2 separate regions of the Homo sapiens genome follow, and region 2 is linked to region 1. Evidence: chromatin contacts called from ENCODE Hi-C or POLR2A ChIA-PET data. All regions are on one chromosome and are shown on one strand. Each heading gives the region's core, a stretch centred on a gene start or an enhancer-like site at or near the end of the contact. The rest is flanking DNA. Distances are from core to core; before and after follow the strand shown.

Evidence for each region. A loop is a pair of places that touch in the nucleus more often than their neighbours do. ChIA-PET counts read pairs that join two places held with the same protein, here RNA polymerase II (POLR2A). Pooled maps may share reads with other maps.
Region 2: a loop to region 1 is called in a map of PC-9, with 12 times the contacts of the local background. The contact joins the promoter of NBDY here to the enhancer-like site in region 1. A Hi-C loop is called at or near these places in 2 of 168 maps with a recorded cell type or tissue (PC-3 and PC-9) and 2 of 50 pooled maps. POLR2A ChIA-PET finds 5 or more read pairs at or near these places in 3 of 52 experiments (MCF 10A, WTC11 and activated T-cell).

Annotation. Positions count from the first base shown.
Region 1 is chrX:56,501,516-56,508,128 of GRCh38, forward strand. No RefSeq gene overlaps it. Among named protein-coding and RNA genes, the nearest start is that of UBQLN2, 59 kb to the right of the region's middle. Within about 2 kb of position 2,541, at least 2 of the 41 ENCODE cell types and tissues checked have a DNase peak (open chromatin) inside an H3K27ac peak, as active enhancers do; they include PC-3 and PC-9, where a contact is called at or near this core.
Region 2 is chrX:56,725,711-56,732,323 of GRCh38, forward strand. It overlaps NBDY (negative regulator of P-body association), which reads left to right and starts at 3,533. Exons shown (of 3, transcript NM_001348129.2): 1 at 3,533-3,879; 2 at 6,353-6,489. The coding sequence starts at 3,644. The coding sequence ends at 3,850. RefSeq lists an enhancer at 3,574-3,653.

The DNA of each region.
Region 1 (6,613 bases), core at 1,291-3,790:
AAAAATGGTTCAACATATGCAAATCAATTAATGTAACACATCATATCAACAAAATGAAGGACAAAAACCATATGATCATTTCAATAGATGTTGAAAAAGCATTTGATGAAATTCAACAATTCTTTGCACTAAAAATGCTTTAAAAACTGGATGTAGAAGGAATCATATTTCAACATAACCCATATATGACAAATTCACAGCTAAAATTACATGAATGGGGAACACTGAACGCTTTTCCTCTTAGATCTGGAACACAAGGATGTCTACTTTCACCACTTTTATTCCACGTGGTATTGGAAGTACTAGTTGGAGCCATCAGACAAGAAAAGAAATAAAGAGCATTCAAGTTGGAAAGGAAGAAGTCAAGTTATCCTTTTATTTAGATAATATAATCTTATATTTTGGAAAACCTAAAGACTCCAGCAAAAAACTATTAGAAGAGAGAAAGAAACACAGTAAAGTTTCAGCACACAAAATTAACATACATAAATCAGAAGCATGTCTATAGGTCAACAGTGAACAATTTGAAAAAGAAATCAAGAAAAATAACTAATGGGTACTTGGCTTAATACTTGAGTGATAAAATAGTTTTTACAACAAATCCCCATATTACAAGTTTACCTATGTAATAAATCTGCACTTGTACTCCTGAACTTAAAATAGAAATTAAAAAAGAAAGTAATCCCATTTACAATTGCTACAAATAAGATAAAATACCTAGAAAGTAAATTAATCAAAGAAGTGGAAGATCTCTACAATAAACACTATAAAACATTTATGCAAGAAATTTCAAAAGACCCCAAAAATGTAAAGATATTCTATGTTCATGGATTGGAAGTATCAATATTGTTAAAAAGTCCATACTACCCAAAGCAATCTATAAATTTAATGTAATAACTATCAAAATATTAATGACATTCTTCACAAAAATAGAAAAAAAGTCCTAAAATTTATATGGAACCACAAAAGACCGAGAATAGCTAAGACTATCCTAAATAATAACAACAAGAAAAGAAAACTGGAGGAATCACATTATCTGACTGGAAATTATACTATGCAGCTATAGTAACCAAAATGGCATGGAACTGGCATAAAAACAGACACATAGATGAGTGAAACAGAATGAAGAACCCAAAGATAAATCCATACATCTAAAGTGAGTTCATTTTTCACAAAGGTGTCAAGAACATATATTGAGGGAAGGACAATTTCTTCACTAAATAGTGGTGGGAAAACGAAATGTCCACATGGAGAAGAATAAAACAAGACCTCTATCTTTCACCATATACAAAAATCAAACCAAAATGGATTGAAGACTTAAATCTAACACCACAAACTACAAACTTACTAACAGAAAACATTGAGGAAACTCTCCATAACATTGAAGTGGGCAAAGATTTCTTAAGTAATACCCCACAAGCACAGGAAACCAAAGCAAAAATAAAAGAAATGGAATCATATCAAGTCAAAAAGCCTCTTCACAGCAATTGACACAAGAAACAATTGACAAAGTGAAGAGACAACTCAGAATGGGAGAAAATATATTCAAACTACTCATATTAGAAGACATTAATAACCAGAATATATAAGGAACTCAAACAACTTTATAGAAAAAAATCTAACACTCCAATTTAAAAATGGGCAAAATATCTGAATAGACATATATCAAAAGACATACAAATGGCAAACAAGCCTATGAAAAGTGCTCCACATCACTGATTATCAGAGAAATGCAAATCAAATCTACAATGAGATATCAGCTCAGCCCATTTCAAATGGCTTTTATGCAAAAGTCAGGCAATACCAAATGCTGGCTAGGAGATGGAGAAAAGGGAACCCTTTTCACTCTTGTACAGCCTTGGTGGAAATGTTAATTAGTACAACTACTATGGAGAACAGTTTAGAGGCTCCGCAAAAAGTAAAAATACAGCTGCCTGGAGTCTGGGGGGATCACGGAGGATGGGAGGCAAGACTAGATTGCAGCTCTGACTTCAACGGACAGAGCAGTATGTGGAAGCTCGCATTAGAAATTTTTGCTGCAGAATGACTGCAGGAATAAATCAGGACATCTGAGAAGACCCATAAACACCCTGAAGGAAGCATATTGCTCCTGCAGGACCTGGGAGACACCCAAATACTGTGAGTGCCCAAACTGTGGAAGCAGAAAAGGGAGATTGTCCACCCTTGAACACACACCTTTACTGGAGAAACTGAAGGCCTAGATTATCAGAGAAGATTTTGACTTTACTTAGAGCTGAGTTAATTTAGAGAGCCGAGCAAAAAACAAGGGTAGAGGAAACAGTGGGAAAAGTTCTAGGACCTTGCTGGGTCCCCTAGCAAGCCGTTTTTGCCTGGCCTCACATGGGTCCTTCAGGAGGGTGGCCAGAAGCACTGGTAAAAGGCCACAGGGAGAAAGAAATCTTCAGCTGAACTTTGTAACAATTTGAACTGATTAAGAATCCTCCTGGCCAGAACTCAAGGAAGGGTGTGAATCTGGTGTGCAGACTCCACAGGCAGGGGAAGAAGGAAAGCCATATTTGCTTTTACATCTGGGAGGCAGATAGCCTGGGGTGAGTTCTCAGCCCTGCTCACCCACTGCCTGGAAATAGACTCAGTGCTGTTGTGTGGGGCATGAAGGGAGTGAGAGCAGCCCTTTGGAATGCATGGGAGCTGGGTAAGTCCTGTGACTGCTGGCTTTCCCCCACTTCCCTGAAAACCTGCATGACACGGTAGAGACAATCATAATCCTCCTAGGAACATAACTCCATTTACCTGGGAACCTCACCCCCATCTCCCACAGCAGCTGTAGCAAGACCCACCAAAGGAGAGTATGAGCTCAGACACACCTAGCCCAGCCCCCACCTAATGGTTCTTCCCTACCCACCCTGGTAACTGAAGACAAAAAGCATATACTCTTGGGAGTTCTAGGGCCCTGCCTACTGCCTATTCCACAACATACTAGCATAGCTGATGCTCTCTGGAAAGCGACACCTCCTGGCAGGAGGACAACCAGCATAAAAATAGTGCATTAAACCACCTAAGCTAAGAACCCTCACAGAGTTTATTTCACCCCCCTGCCACCTCCACCAGAACAGGTCCTGGTATCCATGGCTGAGACCCACAGGTGGTTAACATCACAGGACTCTGTGCAGACAACCCCCAGCACCAGCCCCCAGCCTGGTAGACTTGCTGGGTTGCTAGATCCAGATGTGAGGCAACAATCACTGCAGCTCAGCTCTCAGGAAGCCACATCCATGCAAAAAGGGGTAGAGTACAACAACAAGGGAACACCCTGTGGGACAAAAGATTCTGAACAACAGCCTTTGCCCTAGACCTTCCCTCTGACAGTGGCTACCCAAATGAGAAGGAACCAGAAAACCAACTCTGGTAATATGACCAAATAAGGTTCTTTAACACCCCCCAAAAAATCACACTAGCTCACCAGCAAGGGACCCGAACCAAGAAGAGATCTCTGATTTACTTGAAAAATAATTCAGTAGGTTAGTTATTAAGCTAATCAGGGAGACATCAGAGAAGGAGGAAGCCCAGTGTAAGAAAATCCAAAAAAAAAAAAAAAAAAGTCACAAGAAGTGAAGGGAGAAATATTCAAGGAAATAGCATAAATAAAAAACAATCAAAACTGCTATCAGGTTATCTAAAGTTAAGATGAATGAAAGAATCTTAAGATCTGTGAGACAAAAGCACCAGGTAACCTATAAAGGAAAACCTGATCATCATGGTGGACAGGAGGCAGGATTGCAGCTCTGACTTGGACAGACAGAGCAGCGTGCAGAGCCTCACATTGTGAATTTTAGCTCCAGATTGACTGCAAAAACAAATAAGCAATCCCAAGAGAACCCAAAGACCCTCTGAGGAAAGCAGAATGCTCTTGCAGGACCCAGGAGACACCTCAAATACTGGGAGTGCCCCAACAGCAGAAGTGGCAGAAGTGGGAAAGGGTGATCCTTCTCTCCCGAACACACACCCCCACTGGAGGAACTGAAGGTCTGTTTGTGGGAGAAGTTTCCAACTTACCTGGAGCTGAGTCAATTTAGAGAGCCAAGTGAAATACAGGGGTAGAGGAAGCAGCAGAAAGGCCCTGGGAGCTTGCTGGGTCCCCAAGCAGGTCATACCTGCCTGGCATTACAGGGATCCATTGGGAGGGCGGCCAGAGGAGTGGGGGGAAAACAGCACAGAAAGAAGAAAATCTCCAGCTGAACTTTGTAACAATTTGAGCAAGACAAGAAGCCTCCTGGCCAGAACTTAGGGAAGGGCATGAATCCGGTGCACAGACTCCACAGGCAGGGGAAGAACCAAGCCCTTTAATTTCACAGCTGGGTGGTGGGTAGCCTGGGGCAGGTTCTCAAGCCCGGCTCTCCCACTGCCTGGAAACAGACTTGGGGCTGTTGGGGGAGCACGGTGGGAGTGAGACAGACCCTTCGGTTTGCATGGGAGCTGGGTGAGGCCTGTGACTGCCAGCTTTCCCCCACTTTCCTGACAACCTGCATGACTCAGCAGAGAAAGCCATAATCCTCCTAGGTACACAACTCCATTGACCTGGAAACCTCACACCCATCCCCCACAGCAGCCACAGCAAGACTCGCCCAAGAAGAGTCTGAGTTCAGACACACCTAGCCATGTCCCCACCTGATGGTCCTTCTTTACCCACCCTGGTAGCTGAATACAACAGGCATATAATTTTGGGAGTTCTAGGGCCCCACCCACCACCAATTCCTCTCCATACTACCACAGCTGATGCTGTCTGGAAAGCACCACCTCCCAGCAGGATGCCAACCAGCACAAAAATAAAGCATTAAACCACTAAAGCTAAGAAACCTTTGGAGTCCATTTCACCCCCCTGCCACCTCCACCAGAACAGGTGCTGGTATTCTTGGCTGAAAGACCCATAGACGATTCACATCACAGGACTCTGGGCAGACAATTCTCAGTACCAGCCAGGAGCTGTTTAGACGTACTGGGTGGCTAGACCCAGAAGAGAGACAACAATCACTGCAGTTTGGCTCACAAGAAACAACATCCATAGGAAAAGAGAAAGAGTACTACAACAAGGGAATACCCCACGGGACAAAAGATTCTGAACAACAGCCATCAGCCCTAGACTTTCCATCTGACAGAGCCTACCCAAATGAGAAGAAACCAGAAAACCAACTCTGGTAATATGAAAAAACAAAACCCCAAAATCACACAAGTTCACCAGCAATTAATCCAAAACAAGATGAAAAATCCCTGATTTACCTGAAAAAGAATTCAGGAAGTTAGTTATTAAGCTAATCAGGGAGGCACCAGAGAAAGGGGAAGCCCAATGCAAGGAAATCCAAAAAACGATACAAGAAGTAAAGGGAGAAATATTTAAAAAAAAAAAAGTTCAAAAAAGCAATTTAAAATTCAGGAAACAATGGACACACTTACAGAAATGTGAAATGCTCTGGAAAGTCTCAGCAATAGAATTGAACAAGTAGAAGAAAGAAATTCAGAGCATGAAGACGAGGTCTTCAAATTAACCCAATCCAGCAAAGACAAAGAAAAAAAGAATAAGGAAATATGAACAAAGCCTCCGCGGAGTCTGGCATTATGTTGAATGATCAAATCTAAGAATAATTGGTGTTCCTGAGGAAGAAAAGAAATCTAAACGTTTGGAAAACATATATGGGGGAATAATTGAGGAAAACTTCCCAGGCCTTGCTAGAGACCAAGACAACCAAATAAAAGAATCACACACACACACACACACAAAATACAAAAAATAAATAAAACAAAAAATGGTTATTTGAAAAGATAAATAAGTTGATACACCATTATTGATATTAACCAAAAAAGAAGAAAGTAAACACAAATAACTTCAATAAGAAATGAAACAGGAGACGTTACAACTGATATAACTGAAATACAAAAGATCATTCAAGGCTACTGTGAACATCTTTAGGCACATAAACTAGAAAACCTAGAAGAGATGAATAAATTCCTAGAAAAATACAGCCCTCCTAGATTAAATCAGAAAGAATTAGATACCCTGGACAGATCAAAAAAAGGCAGAGAGATTGAAATGATAATTTAAAAATTACCAACAAAAAATGTCCAAGACCAGACAAATTTACAGAAGAATTTTACCAGTTCATTCAAAGAAAAGTTGGTACAAATACTTTTCACACTATTCCACAAGGTAGAGACAAAAAGGAACCCACTCTAATTCATTACATGAAGTCAGCATCACCCTAATCCCAAAACCAGGAAAGGACATAACCAAAAGAAGAAACTACAGACCAATATCCCTGACGAACATACATGCTAAAATCTTTAGCAAAATACTAGCTAACCGAATCCAACAACGTATCAAAAAATAATCCACCATGATGAAGTGGTTTTCATACCAGGGACGCAGGGATGTTTTAAGATATGCGAGTCAATAAATGTGATACACCACATAAACAGAATTAAAAGCAAAAATCACATAATTATCTCAATAGATGCAGAAAAAGCATTTGACAAAACCCAGCATCTGTCTATGATTAAAACTCTCAGCAATATTGACATACAAGAGATGTACCTCAATGTAATAAAAGCCATCTATGACAAGCCCACAGCCAACAAAATA
Region 2 (6,613 bases), core at 2,283-4,782, 230 kb after region 1:
ATACATATATAACATATATACACATATATACACATATACACATATATACACATATATATAACATATATACATATATACACATATACACATATATGTATATACACATATACACATATATGTATATATACACATATATGTACATATATGTGTGTACATATATGTGTATATATACATATACACATATATGGGTATATAGACACATATGCATATATATATTTATACATATATACATATATATGTATAAATATATACATATATATGTATAAACATATACACATATATGTATAAATATATACACTATAACAATATTGTTATATATATGTATAACAAAATTGTTATATATATGTATAACAATATATGTATAACAATATATGTTATATATATAACAATATATGTATTGTTATATATATATAACAATATATGTATTGTTATATATATATAACAATATTGTTATATATATATGTATGTGTGTGTGTGTGTGTGTGTGTATATATATATATATGATTGAATACTACTCAGCCTTAAAAACAAACGAATTAATGGCATTTGCAGCAACCTGGACGGAACTGGACAGTATTATTCTAAGTGAAATAACTCAGGAATGGAAAACAAAGCATCGTATGTTTTCACTCATAAGTGGGATCTAAGATATGAGGACGCAAAGGCATCAGAATGATAAAATAGACTTTGAGGACTCAGGGAACGGGTGGGAGGGGCATGAGGGATAAAAGACTACAAACTGGGTTCAGTGTATACTGCTCGAGTGATGGGTGCACCAAAATCTCACGAATCACCACTAAAGCACTTACTCATGTAGCTAAATACCACCTGTTCCCCAAAAAACCTATAGAAATAAAAAAATTTAAAAATTAAGAAAATTTTAAAAAGAAAAGCTAATTTTCAAAAGAAATCAAATTAATCACCCAACTTCTCAATTTAAAAAACTAAATGAAAACCATTTACTATCACTCAGAGGTGGGTTTAGTTTTATTTTCTATTGTCATCTTTTGATCATTGTAAATTATGAGAGTTGGATCTGTAGCACTTCTCAAATTGGCCTCTATGTTCCTCCAACCTAACAGTGCCCTCTTCTGGCTTCATGATTCACATTCAGCTGGTTCACTGATGTTGAAAAAAAAAAGATGATGGAAAAAAAACCTGTTTTGAAACCTGGAATAATAAAGGCTTTAGATCTCCGTTTTAATATAATGAAAACAAACAAAATTCCAGTTGCAAGTATAATGGTGGTTTCCAGCAGCTGGAAGGAGGGTAAAATGGAGAGTTGTTTGATAGGTATGGAAAAGTTCTCGAGATTGGTTGTACAACAATGAGAATATACTTTACCTTATTGAACTGTACACTTAAAAAATGTTAAGATGGTAAAGTTTATGTTATGTATGCTTTACCACAAAGCATATAAACAAATAAATAAATAAATCTAATTGTGGTATAAATAGTCAATGTTGATAGAAGCAACTCTAAGTTGGGACTGTTTTCACCTCAAGTCAAATGTTTACCGTAAATTAAACCTAGCTGGAGTTGATAAAATTTTTAATTCCTGTTACTTTACTAACGAGGCACATATTTCTCTTAATTTGCTAAAACTATAGCTATAGAACGACTTAACTGCAACTCTTAATGTCTTTAGTCGTGAAGATTTAGAGACCTATGTAAAAAGACTGTGAAATTGTTACTTCATTTACTTGAATAAATAATAAAATATTCTTCAGTTTCTAAAAATAAAGACTCCAAAGTTTGACTTGTATATCTGAGTGGAAGGCATAACATTTCACTGAGATGAAAGAAAAAAAAAACTAGGAAAGGAGCAAATTTGGTGGATTAAGGATAGACCAATGGTTCTCAACTGGGGACAATTGTGTACCCGAGGGGACATCTGGCAATGTTTGGAAATCTTTTTGGTTATCACAACTTGAGGAGTAGGGAGTAGTACTGGCATATAGTTGGTAGAGGCTTAGCTTAGGACATTGCTAAACGGTAAACTCTGGCAACCACTACAAAGATTGATTTGGCCTCAAATGTCAATAGCACCAAGATTGAGAAACTCTGGGTTAGAATCTTCTTCGCTGACTTTGACCACTCTTTCTCAGCCTTTGCAGCAGACTTCTTTTCTTCTATCTGTCTCTAATTACTCAATATTCTGTTTTTAGCTCAATTATTTTTCCTTTAGATTTTCTCTTGGGGATATAATCCATTCCCTTGTCTTTAACTATCACCTCTATGTTGCTGTCTCCCACATCAGTATGTCTAGTTCCAACTACTCTTCTAGCTCTAAAATATTGCCTCTCTCAATGCCTCCCTCACATCTTTTCATTAAGCTACAGCTACATCTGACTTTTCTGTCTTTATTAGTAGCATTTGGCACAAAACCACGGGGTCATTTATTTCCCAAATATTTACTGAGTACCTAATTTGTGTAAAGGGCTGTGCTGGTTACTTGGAGGAAGGTAGAAGGGTGGAGATAAGAGATAGTTATAGTAGTAAATGCTTTACATGTATTATCCCTGGTTATGGAAACACCTTTGCAAGGAAAAAATTATGGCCTAGAAACCAAAGTTCCAAGAATTTAAATAATTACTCAAAGAGCTCAGAGCTTGTAAACAGCAGAGTTTAACAGGCACTTCTACTCTGGCATTAAGGACTAAGCTCTCTCCATTTAAAAAAACAAAAAACAAACAAAAAGCACTGAGAACAAAGCTGAAGAAGTGTGATCTAGTTTGTCCATAGCTAAAGGGAGATGGATGTGTAGGCTATTTTAATAATGAAGGTCTAAGAAGTTCCAGAAGCCTTTTCTTCTGAGACACGTGGTACTTTCTTCTGGTTACCATAAATCATAGAATATAACATATCATCACTAGTAAGATGGGTCATTATTTTCCATACCTACAAGAAAGAAAAAAAAAAGCTGCCAACTAAAGTATAGTGTACCATCAATTGTTAGGTCGCAGAGATTTCCTAGATATTCAAATTTGGGGAAAAACATAATAAGCCTTCAAAAATTACAAATTTGCTTAAAAAATAAAGAAAAAATGATCTTAGATTCTATGACATACGGTGAATTCATTTTCCACATTCAATTTCCATGGTTTGTGCTAGTGTGCTATTCTGCACTCTAGTCAACTTACATGTTTGCATATTGCTTTTTAAATGTTTGTAGCTAGTTTCACAGCTCTGTGATGTGCATCTGCAGCTGGCTTGTAAAGCTCTTCAATAATTTATTTGGTTACCGCCCACCCCCGCGTCCCTCCCACACATATAAGCCATTCAGAGTTTACCACTTAAAGGTAAACTTGAATTTCTTCTCATCTTAAAATTGCATAAATTATATTAAATTCTCAATAAATTTATTTACATTTAGTGGGGGTGGGGCGCGATGGAAAAACACTATATTAAATAACGACATCGGTTTTTAACACCCATCCTAATAGAAACATTAAAATAGAATGGGGTAGGGAGGAGGGGTGGAGGCGGAGAAGGGATGTACGTCTCAGGATACAGGAAATACGGTAAGAGCGAAACAGGAGGAAGCCAGCTCTGTGCCTGGAGGGGACTCGCCGCCATCTCAGGTCTCTTGGCTTTGCCAGGGCCCACCGGAGAAAACTGACGACCCGTTTCTGTAATCCTTATGGGAGACCAACCTTGTGCCTCCGGGAGATCCACTCTCCCACCTGGAAACGCACGGGAAGCCAAGCCTCCAAAAAAGCGCTGCCTCCTCGCTCCGCGTTGGGATTATCCGGAAGGAACTCCCAACGGAGGTAGTACCACTCTACCCTCCGCACCTCCTCCTGCATCAGCCGGCCTGAAGTCGCACCCTCCTCCTCCGGAGAAGTAGAGAAATAAATTTCTCCCACCCTAAACCAGGTCAGATTCTTTCTCATCTAGGACATCTAGGCTCTTTGAAACTTATTTATGCATTCTCACAAATTTCCTTCCCCTTTTCCCTGTTCTTTCCATGATTTCAAAATAGAAAAAATAACATGCAGGGATTAAGCAGCTCTTTCACAAAATATGCTTGAATGAAATGATGGATATTTAACGACATTAAATAATTATTTGTAATATTTTAGATGAAATAATTGTAGTTATATTTTCTAAGAAATAGACTTGAATCTTTTGATTTGCTTGAAAGTAAGTCATTGGTGCCAAGGTGGAGGGAAAGTGTAATAAAAATGCTCATGAGTTGATAATTTAAAGCTGGGTGATGTATATGTAGGGATTTATTATATTATTCTCTCTACTTTTGCGTGCATTGGAAAATTTTTTTGTTAAAAAAAAAAAGGCTGGTTCAAGGCCAATAAAAAGCATCTGTTGAAGGCCAGCCTTCAGAAGTGTATGTCTTTCTCTGTGTAAGGCAGGAGAGTTGAATTTTTTTTTTTAAAGCTACAATGTGATAGTCAAATCCAAGTGCCATAATGTTTGCTTGTTCAAGGTATTCAGGAAGGGTGGAGGATGGACCAAGTCACTGCCTGGTAGTAATCATGAGCCATCAAAAAGGAGGAGTAGGGGGGCGGACGCGGTGGCTCACGCCTATTATCCTAGCACTTTGGGATGCCGAGGTGAGCAGATCAGGTCAGGAGTTCGAGACCAGCGTGGCCAACACGGTGAAACCCCGTCTCTACTAAAGTTACAAAAATTAGCCAGGCGTGATGGTGGACGCCTGTAATCTCAGCAACTCGGGAGGCTAAGGCAGGACAATCATTTGAACCTGGAAGGCAGAGGTTGCAGTGAGCCGAGATCGCGCCATTGCTCTCCAGCCTGGGCGACAATAGCAAAAAACTACGTCTCAAAAAAAAAAAAAAAAAAAAAAAAAAAAAAAAAGGAAGGAGGAACTTTGGGTGGGCCTTAAAGGTTGAGTGACATCTGCCATGTGGAGGGGCAGGGAATGCTTTTCAGGCCGAGGGTTTCCAGAGAAAAGGCAGAATTCTTCTGGAAACAGCTTGGCTATAATTTTGAATCTACAAGAAGGACTAGGAGGTGAAGATAAAGTGCTTCAGGGCCTTAAATGTTATGCTGAGCATATACTTCATTCCAATATCCATCAAGTGCTACTATTTGTATTTTAAGATTCCTATTCTTACTATCAGAAAAGGAATCTCTGATATTTAGATGAACTTTATAGAATGCAAATTATAAAACTGAATCTGACCCAAGTTTTATAGATCCTTTTAATTCAAAGGAGAGAAGCATCTTTTCTTCATTCGTGCAGTAAACCTTTATGAAGCCCTTGCAATGGGTAGGAATTATTCTGAGAGCTGTAGGGGATGGATGGCCAAGGCATAGTGCCTAGTACATAATAGGAGTGAAACAGATATTTCAATAAATAAATCAATGAATGATGGGACAACTTTGGCGACCAAAAAAGTTTTAGACATTGGGTTTGGTGGTAATGCATAGAAAAAAAAAAATAGAAATCTATTTTACTTGAAAGCATCTCCCTGTCATTCCATACAGTTTTACTTCTCACATGTTTACCTCTATTCAAAGGGGTAGTGGAGTGGAAGGTTGCAGGGAGTAGGGAGAAAATTGCTCAGATAGAAAACAAAAGAGCAGCCGGGCGCAGTGGCTCACGCCTGTAATCCCAGCACTTTGTGCCGCTGAGGTGGGCAGATCACCTAAGGTCAGGAGTTCGAGACCAGCCTGGCCAATATGGCGAAACCCCATCTCTACTAAAAGTAAAAAAAAAAAAAAAAAAAATAGCCGGTCATGGTGTTGTGTGCCTATAATCCCAGCTACTCGGGACGCTGAATTAGGAGAATCGCTTGAATCCAGGAGGCAGAGATTGCAGTGAGCCGAGATCATGCCACTGCACTCCAGCCTGGGCGACAGACCGGGACTCGGTGTAAAAAATAAATAAATAAATAATTTTAAAAAATAAAAAGGAAAAAGAAAAGAAAACAAAAGAACAAAACAATAAGTGCAGTAGCTACATAATTTCCCCTCCAAGTGATTCAAATCACTGATAATTGTAATAATAGCCAATATTTACTGAAGATTTATGTGCCAATTTTCTAAAGGGCTTTGCATGTTATAATTTATTTAATCACAACTCTACTAGAGAAGTTTGTATAGACCAAGGGAAGTTGTATGACTTGCCACAAGTTACACAGCAAGAAGTAGCTGAGCTGAGCTTTGAACCCAGAACACCTGATTCCAGAGTTTATGCTCTAAACTTCTATATAATACATCCCTTCTAATACTATGTATACAACTGTTTTATAGGAATAAATCATTGAAATAGAGGTATGGGAAGGATAATGATTTGAGGAGACCAAGGGACAAAGAGATGGACAAAAACAGAAAAAATGATGCCACAATATTTTTTACTATTTTTCAGTCTTTGAGTGATTGCAGTATGACTCCATTTCCCTGGTGCATTCATATAATAGTTCACCTGGTGAAAACAATGAAGATTATTTACAATGCTACCCTGCTTTTTCTGGTGTCCTGAACCTGGAAGTTGTGCTTTTTAAGGTAATCTCTTTACCAAAAATTATTAAGAGGAGGAAGAGAAAAAAAAGAGTTGGTTTTGACACATTAAAAAGTAGCCAAACAAAACTCAAAAAGATAGCAGCAAATGATAAAATTGAAACTATAT